Linked DNA regions of Homo sapiens: region 2 is linked to region 1. A link is a loop called in an ENCODE intact Hi-C map of the cell type or tissue named here. Cell type or tissue: heart left ventricle. All regions are shown on one strand. Links, peaks and the distances in the headings refer to the core of each region. The heading gives the core; the rest is flanking DNA.

Region 1 (7,468 bases), core at 1,709-6,708:
CTTTTAAATGCTGATTGGGTGCTACATTCATGAGAGTCCAGAGGGAGAGACCACAAGGTCAGTGGTTCTAACATACATTTAAGTTTTGATATCCCAATTGATGGTGGTAGCCTCCTTCTTTCTTCAGCATCAGAGAAGAGATGTTCCATCCACCAACCTATTTGTGTGACCCAGGAGGGTAAAAATAAAGGATTACAGATGCAGAGAGATCTGCTGTAGGACCACAATTGGTGAGGTGCTTGGTTCATAATCAGTGGACAAAGAGTCCTTACCGAGAGCAGTGGCTCCTTTCCTGTGTTAGTTTCTGCCAGGCCAATGACCCTGAAGCCTGAAGGAAAGGTTTTTGCTTGTTTTTAAACCACTGTTTACATTAACTAGAGCAAAATGCTGAAAAAAACATCAAGAATTAAGACGGGCCAAAATAACCACAATAAAGTCAAATGTAAGACATATCAGGGACAAACTTTCATTTTTTGCAGAAAAGATTATCAATCTTTTACATGTACTTCTAACTGGATATGACATGCAGATTAACCTGGCCTGAGGATGATGAAACCCAACCTTACATTCAAAATAATATCAATACATTTTCAAGTCTATTTATACGTTCTAAACAGAAGTAATTCATATTACAATGGCCTCCTTATTCTGCTTTTCCACTTTTTAGTTTTTATTTTTATGGAGACAGAGCCTCGCTCTGTCACCCAGGCTGGAGTGCAGTGGCATGATCTCGGCTCACTGCAACCTCTGCCTCCCGGGTTCAAGCCATTCTCCTGCCTCAAGCCTCCTGAGTAGCTGGGATTACAGGCACCTGCCACCATGCCCTGCTAATTTTTGTATTTTCAGTAGGGACTGGGTTTTTCCATGTTGGCCAGGCTGGTCTCGAACTCCTGACCTCAGGTGATCCACCCACCTCAGCCTCCCAAAGTGCTGGGATTACAGGCGTGAGCCACCGTGCCTGACCCCCTTCCACTTTTTAAACAACAGTAATGAAACTTATTAAGTAGGGGGCTTCAATCTGGAAACTCCTTATCTGTTCTGCTGCTTCTCCTGCCAACAGTCTCCCCAGCTCCCCACCAATTTCTTAACCACAGGGCTTCTGCACATGCTATTGTCATTTCCTTTGCCTGAATGCCCTTCACTGTCCTTATTTGCCTTGTAATTGCTTAATACATTTTTAATATCTTTCCCAAGGTTGGGCGCAGTGGCTCATGCCTGTAATCCCAGCACTTTGGGAGGCCAAGGCAGTCGGATCACCTGAGTTCGGGAGTTTGAGACCAGCCTGACCAATATGGAGAAACCCAATCTGTACTAAAAATACAAAATTAGCCAGGCGTGGTGGCACATGCCTGTAATCCCAGCTACTCGGGAGGCTGAGGCAGGAGAATCGCTTGAACCTGGGAGGCGGAGGTTGCCGTGAGCTGAGATTGCGCCATTGCACTCTAGCCTGGGCAATAAGAGTGAAACTATATATATCTTTCCCGATAGCATGAAAGCTCCCTAAGACCAAACCATGTCTGTCTTGTTCACCACTGTACTCATGATGCCTTGCACAGTACCTCACACTTAGTAGGCTGCCAACAAATGTTAACTTGAATCAGACCCTTAAGACTCAGCTCAAACATCATCTTCTTTGGGAAGGTGTCCCTGAGCCTCTGACACTCCGATAGTTACCTCTTTCATGTGCTTCAAAGGCTTCCTGTTCATATCTGTTATAGTGCAGTGCAGTTCTTTAATGGTCTGTCTCTCCCAGTAGGCTCTGAAGTTCTAAAAGGCGGAAACTGTGTCATCTTCATCCTTCTTACTCATGACACTCTGTATCACCTAGTGTACTCTAAGGAGCTGAAGAAATGTCTACTGGGCAGATTACTGAACCATGTTTGCGCTTGGAGGGCCCTCAGCTATGGACCACACCTATGGCACAAACAGGAATTACGCATTGGCTAAACAGGTCATGTCTTTCTGAAGCACCCATTTTGACTCAATTTTTCAGGAGAGGAGACATTTATATAAATTGTGTTTGTGTGTGTGTGTATGTAGTGAGTTGAATTCAAAATATACACTAAACTTTAAGTAAGTAAAACGGGAACTTCAACAAAGCAAAGTTACCATGGGGCTCCTTGAGCACCCTGTTTGGGAGCATGTATTCCCTCTTCTCTGCTGTCCTTTGGTAGCTTGCCACCTTAGGAGTAGAGAAGTCACACCTCCATGATTAAAAAGAAAGTCAGCCGGGCACGGTGGCTCACGCCTGTAATCCCAGCTCTTTGGGAGGCCAAGGCAGGCGGATCACCTAAGCTCAGGAGTTTGAGAGCAGCCTGACCAACACGGAGAAACCCCATCTCTACTAAAAATGCAGAATTAGCTGGGCGTGGTGGTGGGTCCCTGTAATCCCAGCTACTTGGGAGGCTGAGGCAGGAGAATCGCTTGAACCCGGGAGGTGGAGATTGCGGTGAGCTGAGATTGCACCTTTGCACTCCAGCCTGGGCAACAAGAGGGAAACTCTGTCTCAGAATTAAAAAAAAAAGAAAGTTAATGACAATGACAAAGCTAGAATTAAAGCTGTTTTCAGATATCTGGTGTTCTTTTCATTCTACTGCCCAAGTTAGCTGTCTCCTTGCACCTATAGCATGGTCAAATGCATCCTAATGCACTCTCAATAAATATGTTCAGATACAAATTCCATTCAGCATATTAAATTTAGGCCGAAGGGGAGAAGGTCAAAAGGAGTCATAGTCTGGAGATATCTTCAGTAATAGGTGTATGGCATGTTTATAGATTTCATATTTAAATTTACTTTATAGGTAGCTTTCCTAGCATATGTGCTCCTATTCTATGATGGTGGTTCATTCAAATCCTACCCACCCCGTCTAATGTTCTCAGTGTGTACCTTTACTTTTAAAGGGCATCATTTAAAGAGGATGGAAGAAATACAGTGTGGGTACTATATTTTGTCCTGAGGACAAAATGCTAGGTATGACGCAAGGACTTAAGACTATCGTCCCAACAGTGCCCTGCTGCTGCACAAAAACACCTAGCATTTGTCTAGGGATTTTCATTTACAACAAAGCTTTGACACACATGATCTTATTCACTCCCCACAACAACTCTAAACTAGTTCGGGAACCTGAAAATAGCACTCAATTCAATTGCTAGCTGTATGTAAGTGTTTTGGTTATAGAACCTAACAATCCCCTAGGGATTAAGCGGTGGGCGCCTGCTGCTTCAACAACCCTGCAGCAAGGGAATAAAGGAACAACTGTATTTCTTCGGTCACAACGTAATCACGACAACAGAAAGCACTCACTCTTTCCACTCTGACCCACACACAGTCTGTCGAGGCAATTAATCAGCACTCCCGGTGGTTTTCCTATAGGATGCCAGTTCCCTTGCCAATCAAGTCTTTCCACAGACTGTAGCAGGACCACACCCCCGGAGAGGCCTCAGGGAGGGAAGGTGCTGTGGCCCACAGAAGTGAAAGCTGATACTCAGGTTGACCCGCCAGTGAAACTTACAGGCGGATCTTCCCGGGCCTCAGTTTCCCCATCTCTAAAATGGGCTACCCTTCCTTTCTCTTGACTAGTTCCCTCCCTGTTCTCGCTGGGCCACTAGGAAGTGAAATCAGTGCCTAACCGCAGCTGAAAGTGCTCTGTTAGGCTCCAGTCACCGCGCCGGGCATGCTCAGTAGCTGGGGCCGGCTCGGCTGCGGGAGTAGGAAGCAGCTTTGCGCGCCCGGGCGGCCGATGCGGGCACTTTGAAGAATCACGTGTGTTGAGGCCCTCTTAAAGAGATAGGCACCTACTTTTCCCTCCACCCTAAACACCGCCCTGAGGGCGGCGGCGACCGTGGTAATTGCAACTGCTCAGGGGCAGGGCTTGCCCCAGCGCCGAGTAGTGGCAACGGCGTGGTTGCGTCGGGGGTGCCTGGGAGCCTGGAGTCCCGGGGGCCTGAAATCGGCAGCTTCCCGGGCAGACACTCTCTCCCTCAGGAAGAGGTGCCGCCGAGTCAGCGCGGGGCAGTGTGAGCGCCCCGAGGTGCTTTCTCAGTTGAGGAGAGGTGGGGTTACAGGGCACAGGTGACAGGGCCGGAGAAAGATGGAGCAGCCCGGGGCGGCGGCGTCGGGAGCGGGAGGCGGCAGCGAGGAACCCGGTGGGGGCCGGAGCAACAAGCGGAGCGCGGGGAACCGGGCCGCCAATGAAGAGGAAACGAAAAACAAACCCAAATTGGTGAGTGCTCCCGCAGCCCCCGCCGGCCTTAGGGACAGGGAGAGCCCCGGGATCCTCCTGCCATTGAACACGGGGGCACCCGGGGCCCCCTCCCAAGGATGACCGCGACCTCGCTGTGCAACTCGGGGAGCCGCTAAAGGAGTGGCCACGCCGAGGCGCGGAGACGGCGTGGGGGCGGAAGAGCACCCCCTTCTCTACTTAACCCCTTTCTCACTCTTGTCAGCCCGGGAGGCGGTGCGGGAAGGAGAAAGGCCCAGCCCCAACTTGGGGACACCCCGAGTACTGGGTAGGGCTGTTGTTTGTCTAACTTGTGGGCGCAAACCTTTGCGCGATTCCATTCTCCTCCCACTTCTTGTTAGTTGCTGTTTTGCCTCCTAACGCGTAGGGTCCGGGGCAGGGGAACCTCCCTCCTTTTTATTCCAAGTCCTTGGGAGCCCACCTACAGCTTCGCAAATCAAGAAGAACACTATTTATGCTCCCAGTCTTTCTACTTTACCAGAAATCTCAGGAAGAGGCGCCTACGTGCCTTTTTCCTCCTCCTTGCCTCTCTCCATGTGCTCTCCCAAGAAATGTTTCTTTGGAAGGGTGGGGGCGCGTGGGAGTTTGAGGCTGGGTGAGGTACCACCAACTGTCGAGTGTGTGTAATAGGCATAGTCATACAGTACTTCCACTTAGTTGATTAAGAACGCTCAAAAGCAGTAGGCACAAACTGTGCAAATCTCACCGTGCTGATAGTGTGAACCGATGGTAGCAGTCCATTTCCTGCCACTGAATGTGCAGAGGAATGAAATCGATGAGGCCTGGTATTGCATTGGGAAATACTGGAGTTTCCTCAGCTCATCAGAAGGGTTCCGCTTTTTGTAAACTTTCTAATTTGGGTGGTGTGAGGGGAAAGGGTTTTCCTGTACAAATTCAGCAGATACTCCTTAGAGCTGTATTCTTAGTCCAGATCCGAAGCACAAGCCACATGTTGAATGTATAGATTTCAGCTTTAACTACCAACTTGATTATAATAGACAAGGAGAGGGTGACATATAAATAAAGCCGTTTCTTATGGCATCTGGCCATTTGGTTTGGATCCAGTACAAAACTGTGGTTTAATCAGTGATTAAAAATTTAAGTAAAAAGTTAACTGATAGTTTCCACAAATGGTTTGGTACGTCTAGCAAGAATCTGCCACTTTTAAGAAGTATGCTTTCGAGAAAAAAAAAAACACTTATCTCTGTTAGTAGTAACACCTTGATTATATTCTTCTCTTCCCTTTAGCCATTTGTCCTGATTCATCTTTTATGTTTTACTTGCTTTGACAAGGTAACTAGATAGTTATGAGATCGTATCATTTTCAGTTCCTAGCTAACTTCACTGTTCCGGTTCCTAGCTAACTTCACTGTTCCGTGTTGAACATAGCTTGATACGGTAGAACAAGATTTGAATCCAAGAGTTTGTTAATATTAACATGAATTTTCTTTTTTTGCTCAAACATAACTTTTGAGCCTTACGTGATTTTACAAGCAGATGTGTCAGAGTTAACAAAAACAAATTTAGGAAGACATTGTGGCACATTTTAAGGCAAGCAAGTTGACCAAACAGTAAGATTTAGTAAGCTTTTCAGGAAAGAATTCATCTGGGATTCTTAGAAGTTTGCTAGTAAGATACAACTTTACTTAGATGAAATTTTTTTATTTTGAGTATTATGTTAATAATCTCTGAACTAGTCCTTAATTTGTGTGTGTATATGAGTGTAAAGGAGTTGTGGTATGGGATTATAAAAGAGAGCCATATGGTGATAGAAATTATTTGTGTAGGTGATCTTGGGGCATAGGGGTTCTTAAACTCCTGAAATTGTATGAAAATATTTGAGTGTATATGGGTACATTTATTTTTCTGGGCCCCATGGCTTTCATCAGTTTTTCAAAGGCATCCATTACCTATAGAAGAGTAAGAACTATGGCATTACAAAAGATAGAAAGTAAAGGAAAGAATAGTTGATTCCACTCTAAGTTACTGAGTAGGGAAGAAGGGGAAATGGCATTGACCACACAGGTGATTGATATTGAAACGAATTCTTCTAGTGGTAAAAAAGAAGTTAACTACTCAATGTCTACATAGATTAAAATTTCCGCTACAGAGGAAAATTAATTCAGTCGCTCCAGTATAATGGATTCATAAGGTATAAGGCTTGTGTAGTTTGGTTGTTTTCATTTAGTTCCTCAGAATTCTGGAAAAATGGAAATGGAACACATATTTTCTTTTCTTTTTTTTTTTTTGGGACGAAGTCTCGCTCTGTTGCCATGGCTGGAGTCCAGTGGCGCGATCTTGGCTCACTGCAACCTCTGCCTCCCGGGTTCAAGTGATTCTCCTGCCTCAGCCTCCTGAGTAGCTGGGATTACAGGCACGTGCCACCACACCCAGCTAATTTTTGTATTTTTAGTAGAGACGGGATTTCACCATGTTGGTCAGCCTGGAAAGCAGATTTTCTATAGAGAGGAACTGCTTTCATTTATATCCTCAACTTTTTAATGAGTATTAGTGAGAAATTTTTCAGAGTGGCATTTCAACACTATAATGATTTCTATTTAAGATTACTTAAATAAAAATTTAATGGAATTCACTTCAGTTTTTTTCATATAAGCATCCTCATAATGACCCTTTTGTTTTGATTCTTTTAAAATAAGGCATTCCTGTCTTGGACTCATCACATTTTGAATAATGCATTAGTAGTAGAGTTTTGGATTTTATGTAACTATTTTGGTTAGGCCCAGATTGCAACATGTCATCAAACAGCATGAATCTTAGATTAATTTGTAATTTGATGTCAACCATGGAATGCATTTTGTTAAATTGAGTAGAAGAGAAAGCTCTATAAATGTTGTGAAGGAACTACATCTTGAATCCTACTTATTTAAGGCAGTGACTTAACCATTAAGAGAGGCCAATGTTGATGCAGAACACCGCACCCCACACCACACGGTAGTGTAGAGTGACCTAACAGTATTTGATGTTTTTGCATTTTTGACTTTGTGTTCCTGCATAATTTCTGAAGCCTTTGGTTCTTCAAACAGTAAAGTCAAATTAGTTAATTTTTCTGGTTATTATGTAACTTCCTATTTGGTTATTTGTTTACAACTGGATAAATTATGTTTTTATTTATTTATTTATTTTGAGACGGAGTCTCGCTCTGTTGCCCAGGCTGGAGTGCAGTGGTGTGATCTCGGCCCACTGCAACCTCTGCCTCCTGGGTGCAA
Region 2 (7,468 bases), core at 1,603-6,602, 130 kb before region 1:
TTCAGCAAAACAAATTAAAAATTCCTGCTAGAAACACATAAGAGTCACCTAAGGAAATTCCTGCTGTAAGCACTTAGCTGATGTGACATATTGTTGTGCAGGAGCTCTATTTTAAGAAAATAAAGTAGCAGGTTTTCCCAAGATAACATCCCATGGGGGCTGCAAAATTTATTTTTAAAAAGTATAATTTTTTTCTTTAATATGCTGCCATAATTCTAGGACAGCAGTCTCTCTCTGGGAAAAAAAAAAAAAAAAGGCATTCAAGTGGCTGCCATCTGTATAGCCCCATTCCAAATGATAGGAACAAGCTGGTTCAGAGGCTGAATGACAAATATTATGAATTTCAAACAAATCTAAGCCTGTCATTCTTTTCAGCTCTGATGCTCAAGAAATCATTTAAAACATTTGATAACCATGTCATTGCATACCTTGAGAGGTGGTTTGATTTCAGGGATTACAATTACCTGAGAAACACAGAACCATTTGCCTTGCAGAAGCTATTTAGATTTGAAGACCTTTTCATCACAGCCCTGAAACTTCATCTTACATCATCTCCCGACATGAGCTGACTGTATTATGCTTGAAACTGCACTAAAAGCTGCAGCACTCCCATCACTGCAGGCTTGTTTTACTGACAAGCCATGCAGATAGCATTAGTATGATAGGCTGTGGCATATACGCGTACTTTTGAGAAGAGAGGTTAAATCCTAGAGGGAACAGTGTTTGGGGAGCAAATGATTTCGCAATAGGAAGGAATCAGTTAGCCCCACCAAAGCAGAAGGACTAAACGGGTATTTAGCTCTTTAGGGACACATCCAGCTTTGTATCAAGGTCAAGGAAAAGCATGAAATCAATTAGAGTAGATATTTACAGGCGCTTAGTATTTGATGATGCTGATATTTAAAGAGAAAGGACAAGGAATTCATCTTTTGTGTGCGCCATTAATTTATAAATATTCTACATTTAAAAATAAAGTTTTTCACAGAAATGATGTCCTTTTATCATCTTTCTTTTCTGAAACATATTTCTTGTTTGATTTGTTTTCAATAATTGAACTATATTAAAGCACACCATTTAAAATGCCTCTTCATTTAACCTCAAAGTAATTAAATCAGCAATAGGCATGTATTATGAATAACTTTATCAATCAATGTCAGCATTTCAAATGTTTGAAACTGTGCAGTAATATCCAAGATAATGATCTCAGAAATACAGGGGAGGCATCGTGATTCTTAATGTGTATTATGACATTTATAAAATGTTAAGGAGAAAAAAATCAGAAAGAAAAAAAGAAAATGAGCTATTAAAGGCACGCATGTCAATTTCATGAAGTGGTTCAAAATTAGCATCTTATTCAGAATGAGTTAATTTTGTGATTATTTTATAGTCCCCAGACCAATAAACCAGACTCCATTTCAGAGATGTTCAGGTAACATTTTTCTAGTTTAAGGTTTCTCTTTGCTTAAAGTTTGCCTATGTGGAAAATAATATTTGTAACAATTACAAGTTTCATCTATTTTTACCTCACTAAGTGATAATAGCCTCAGAAGAGTTCTTGCCTTCAATGGCTTGCTTGTTTCTTCAAGACTTTTGTTATCAAGGTTTTAAATTGTTCCCTGGGATATGTGGGAATAGTTATATCACTGACGTCAAAATCTGAATTCAGTGGCAACAATTTTATTTCAAGTTTTGAAAGAAGCAAAACAGCAATTATGTTATTAAAAGCCCATTGGATATGATATGACTTTATTTTTTAAAATGACTTGTTTCTGTGGTCATTTTCCTGTTTTCTAGAAGCTCAATAGATTCTTTCTAAAATCCAGTGTGCATAAATCCTCTTCAAATTTATCAAATATATTTGAAAGTAAAAAGGTTTTTTATGTTGAACTGTTTTCAACTTTAAATACTTGCTTTAGAATGCTGTCTACCCTGTTTATTATATACAGTTACATATTGCAACAATGACATACAGTCATACATTGTGTTATTATTGTGAATTTGGAATGTCAAGGCCATTTTCAGTTTTTAAGGTGTTTTCTTGATCGCTTGCATAATAAAGTGAAACTTAGGTTTATATTGTTTCATCATCACCCTCTTTTCCTTCTATTTCTGTACTGAACATAAATCATGCATTCAAAAACCATTTTTGTTAAGTATTGTGGGAGACACAAAAGAAGTATAAATGTATATAGTATTTTCCCTCAAAGACATGCCTTCTCTAGGAAGTGAAGACATGTATACCATTTAAGAGAAAAAAAAATGGTTAGGTACCAACATGTATGACACAGCAGGAGTTACAATAGAAATTCAAAAAAAGTGAGATTCACATTCACTGAAATGTACATAGAAGGTTTCCCAGAAGTGATAGGACTTAAACTGAGTCTTAAGGGATATTGGATTAAGATGACATGAGGGGCAAGGATATTCACAAGGAAGACAAAGAAACAAAAGATCAAGATATAATGAATGGAGACTGGTTTAGATAAGTGGAAAGATTCTGATGGGCAGCAGGAAAAGATAAGGTTGGAAATAAATTGAGGTCTGATTTTGAAAGAACTCAAATACTAAAGTGGGAAGTTTGGACTTGATATTTCTTTGTCTGGGCTAGGCTTACGGTGGTAATGCGGTAGAAAAGATGAGTATAAGAAGCCTAGGAGAGGAAGCAATTTAAAATGTCTCTTCATTTAACCCCAAAGTAATTAAATCCTAGTAAGTGTTTGTTGTGTACTGCTTAGTTGGTAGAATATAATAGGGAATGAAGATTCTAAGATGCCTTCAAAGAATTGAGATTTCAAAACAGAAAGAAGTGTTTATATTAGAAATTTTACTATACCTTCTGGTTCCTTTAAAAGTAAGACTCTAGCCCCCAAACAGTGCTTAAGCCATGTAAGAGGAATGGTGAAACAAATGAACCCAATTTGTATAATTAGTTTCTGAACTGTCCTTCAATTCCACCGTGCTTTTTCTTGTCTTTGAATCATTCACTTTCTAAATCTCCTTTCTTTCTCCGGCTTCTTTTCTGCTCCACCGCTCCAATTTCTGAGACTCTAGTTAGCCACTTTTTTTCTAGATGTTGCTCCCTCTTTGACGTTCGACCTCCTTGGGCAAAGCCTAAGTCATCTTTCCTTTCTGGTTTGCACTGGGAAAAAACTGACTTAGAGAAAAATTAGGAAATTTGACAGGAAAAATAATTGGGATGGGGGGAAAGTGATCAATTTGAGTGTTATTTTATTGATTTCGTAATGATAGTGGGATTTACTATCATATACATAATCCCTGATAGACAGTTGGAAATATCAAATTCAAAGTTAAGACCTGGCACGGTGGCTCACACCTGTAATTCCAGCACTTTGAGAGGCTGAGGCGGGTGGATTACTTGAGCCCAGGAGTTTGATACCAGCCTGAGCAACATAGTGAGACTGCATCTCTATTAAAAAATTAAAAAAAAAAAAAAGAGAGAGAGAGATTAAAATTGGAAGTTAAGGTTGAAATGTAGATTTGGGGGTCTTCACCAATAGTAATAGTGCCTCCCAGAGGCACCGAGGAGTGTTCCCATCTCTTTACCCCACAATGGACATCAGAGGTAAGGAGAGATGTTTAAGATATACAGTAATATCTTTGTGTTAAATCTTATTAAATCCTTGCAACAACTTTATGAGAGTGAGATAGATTATGTTAATTTCTTGTCAGGTTTTTTTTTCTTATTTGATCAAGAACTTGATTTTTATAAAGATTTATTTACATACTTATCCAAGACTGATTTTTTCTAAGGTCCTACACACATAGACCAGTCCTTATTTTCATGACTGGTCTAATTATCCCTAAAATTGTCTGATTCTGCTGTCTTTTCTATCAGCATGCACAGTCTTGCTCTCCCAAAAAACTGTGATTAGAAAAATTGCATATGTCAAAAAGAAGGCCAGCTTGAAGAAATGTGGTCTATAACACACAGATCTTCTATTCAGCTAAAAATAAAGCAAATATGTTAGGGCAAGCATTAAAGAGAAAAAGACTCGTTATCCCTTGAGGGATATGTTTTCAAACCATTGGTTACTGTGCCTGGAAAAACAATAGACTCTGGAAAGAAATATGCCTTTTTATTCTTTATATACTAATTATCCACTAAATATACCGCACTGTATTAGAGTTCTATTTAAAAATCATTTTGTTATATACCATCAAACAAAGCTGTAAATATAAAACCCCAGAGAATGGCAGAACGTTCAGTAACTACAAGGCATTATAAGGCATGGGTGGGAAATTAGAAACGTGGAAAACTCTTTTTTTTTTTTTTTTTTTGAGATGGAGTCTTGCTCTGTCACCCAGGCCAGAGTGCAATGGCATGATCTTGGCTCACTGCAACGGCATGATCTTGGCTCACTGCAACCTCTGCCTCCCAGATTCAAGCAATTCTCCTGCCTCAGCCTCCTGAGTAGCTGGGACTATAGGTGCACACCACCACACCCAGGTAATTTATGTATTTTTAGTAGAGACGGGGTTTCTCCATGTTGGCCTAGCTGGTCTCGAACTCCTGACCTCAGGTGATCCACCCGCCTCGGCCTCCTAAAGTGCTGGGATTACAGGCATAAGCCACCACGCCTGGCATGGAAAACTCTTATTCACTCCTTTGGATCACTGAATCATAGAATTGAAAGGAATTTGGGGAAAAAAATGTAGTTTAGTCACTTTCATTTTAAAGAAGGAACAATTGCTCAGAGAGATTGTGAAAAGCTTAAAATGATATAGCTAGTAAATAGTAGAGCTCAACCTCGAATCAAGTTCTTCTGACTTCCTATTCAGTGCTCCACATTGCTTGTACCAATCATTAGGTGTTGACTAAATGAATGAACCCAAAATGATTACTGAGTTCCTACTGTGTGCTTACCAACATGGTATGTGTTGAAGAAGAAGCTAAAGGTTTTTTTTTTAAATAAGAAAAAGGATTTTTAAATTTGAAATCATTAAAATTTATGTAAAATTTAAAATTTATATAAAGTTAGTGTACAGTAGTTAGAAGCAGTTAACAAGTAGTATCAGAATAATATATGAACAAGTATTCAATGGCCAAAGGGTGTTGACTAATGAAGAGAAAAAGGTAGGTCAGAAGAACTGGATAGAGCAGAAGTAGGGAAGAATCTACTATCTGCTCCAAAGCTACTAGACACAGTTCTAAGGAGCCATTCTTTGACAAGGCCACGTGTTGCCAACAATATAACAGGAATAAAAACATATTCTATATTCACCTTCCTCACAGGGTACATATAGAAAAGTTGATGAGAGATAAAATTTGCTAAGGAATTTTAAATTCCTTCCCCCTAAAAAAAATAGCTGTATTCACCCTTGATGTATAACTATTAAAATTCCTGCCAAAGCATTAAAAAGTAGGTTAACTCTAAGATTTTAGATTTTGCTAACATATGATAAATATTATAGTCTCTTTTTTTCTGGCGAATAGCACATAACTCCAGAAAAACAAAATAGAGAAGCTTTGAGCAGAAGTCTTCATCCAGGTGGAAGCATTTAGTACCACAAATTGCTTTAAATTAATAGTTGTTACAAAGAGACTAAGATGAAAATGTATATTTAGCAAATGATTTGAGGCAACCAAATGAGAAAAAAGGAAAAATGGGCAAGTAACATTACTGTTTGGTTTTACTCATTTAAAATAAAATGATTATACTACAGATGTTAAATCCGCAAAGGTATATAACCTGTTTCAAGAAGAAATTACATCATCTGTTGAGAAATTTTAAAATACATTTTTATTGCCATTAAATCAGTTTTTAGCATAAATGCATCCTTTTTTGTCTTTACTTTTTTGATTAAAAATAAAACCACTGCTGTGTTCCCTTAGAGCCTAAAATTATGCTGACACATAGTAGGAACCTATTAAATATTTGTTTAATTTTGCTATATCAGGCTCTTTTCTCCCTCTAAATGTATTAACATTTAATTTTGATTGTTGCTTAGGCCACAAGGGCTACACAAAGAGACTAACAGCAATTTGAAAACATACTTTCAAAGTCACTGCATAAACAATACTAAAATTAGATATAGTCTTGTGGAAAAAAGCCATTTCTCTTCTTCCTGTGGAAACATTAGGGATTAAAACTTACAAGACCTTCCAGAGCCTCAGTGTGGGTCAGAACAACCAAAAGAAAGAGAAAGAGAAAGAAAGGAAATAGGGGAAAAATAGCACGTTAGCATGACACAGAGTAAGAGGATCAAATATCACTCTATATCGCTAACCCTCAGAGTAAAGTGAATAAGCCAAGCAAAAAGATTATAAATACTGTTCCTTAAGAACAGAAAACTGAAATTGAGGCTACTGCCAACTTATATTCCTTACGCACTTGGCTTAAAACATATTAGAGGAGTTTGGAGTTGGGATCACTGGCTTTGAATTCAGGTAGTCGGTAGTATGCCTTCTGGTTCTGTACTTTACTAGATGTGAGACTTTAAGGTTATTTTGACATTGGAGACAGTATCAGTAATAGCAGCTATTAATAAGCATAGCCTTTTTAGCTTCTTAAGTTACTATTAGTGTTTAGATTGTAAACATCCATGATGTTTAGTCCTAAAAGGCAATTTATTTCTGCCTAAAACTAATACTCACACCATAGGTACTATTGGCCTACCAGTAAAACCTTGTTAGAATATTTTAAAGCAAAATTTGCATCACACTAATAATATCTCCCAAGTCAGTGCAAACAAAAATCATTGCTCAAGTCTGATCAATTTCCAAAAAATAAACATAAATGAGTGCCTACTATGTGCCAAATGCTTTTCAAGGCACTGGGAATACAGCAAAAATAAGACTCCATACTTTCCCTTAAAGTAGCTAATAATTTGGTGGGAGAAAATCTGTATAAACATTTATAAAGGGGTAGTGAGGAGGTCCATTATTTTAAATTCAACATGTCATTTGGCAGAATAAAACTTAGGATCAGAAATGGGTCTAAACATCCTTGGCCCCACTTCCCATAGTACTGCTAACTACAATTGGAGATTGTAAGTAGGTTGTCATTAAAATGCAAGCCGTCTAAATTCACTAAAAACAATTACGTTTAGAAAATAGAAAAGAGTGATATTCCATATCACAATAATGAAATCAACCACCCTTTAAATTCTAAAAGTAACAGCTAACATAAAATTAGCATTTCGTTTTTTTAGAGTATACAATTTACAAGGAACTGTACTTTATATAATCTCATTTGACCCCCATAAATCCACAATAAAGCAGCCATTCTTTTGCACATTTTCTAGGTAAGGAAATTGAAGTTTCAAAAGGTAAAATGAGGAGATTGAGTGGATATGGCACACTGAGAAACAGAAACTGGTGCCCTCGGGGATCAGAAAAAGTAAGAAATGCCCAAAAGATGAGATGACAGAAAGAAGAAGGAAGGGAAGAAGGGAGGGGCAGCCCAAAGGTGCACAGGAAGGGCTCCTGAAGAGTGAGAAGAGCTTC

Evidence for each region. Hi-C counts contacts between places; a loop is a spot of excess contacts. Peaks named below come from ENCODE experiments on the same cell type or tissue, not always from the same donor. Only the 100,000 strongest peaks of a DNase experiment are listed, where the experiment ranks them.
Region 2: a loop joins it to region 1, with 2.3 times the contacts of the local background. A loop is called at or near these places in 6 of 110 quality-filtered maps.

The regions. Positions count from the first base shown.
Region 1 is chrX:96,680,968-96,688,435 of GRCh38, forward strand. DIAPH2 (diaphanous related formin 2) reads left to right here and starts at 3,875. Exons shown (of 27, transcript NM_006729.5): 1 at 3,875-4,223. The coding sequence starts at 4,092. RefSeq lists enhancers at 3,663-4,378, 4,379-5,092. In heart left ventricle, for the core only: CTCF peaks have their summits at 3,843 and 4,053; DNase peaks (open chromatin) are centred at 3,754 and 4,164; H3K4me3 peaks cover 2,876 bases; H3K27ac peaks cover 1,611 bases.
Region 2 is chrX:96,550,937-96,558,404 of GRCh38, forward strand. No RefSeq gene overlaps it. Among named protein-coding and RNA genes, the nearest start is that of DIAPH2, 130 kb to the right of the region's middle. In heart left ventricle, for the core only: no CTCF peak of the experiment used is centred there; no DNase peak of the experiment used is centred there; H3K4me3 peaks cover 687 bases; H3K27ac peaks cover 346 bases.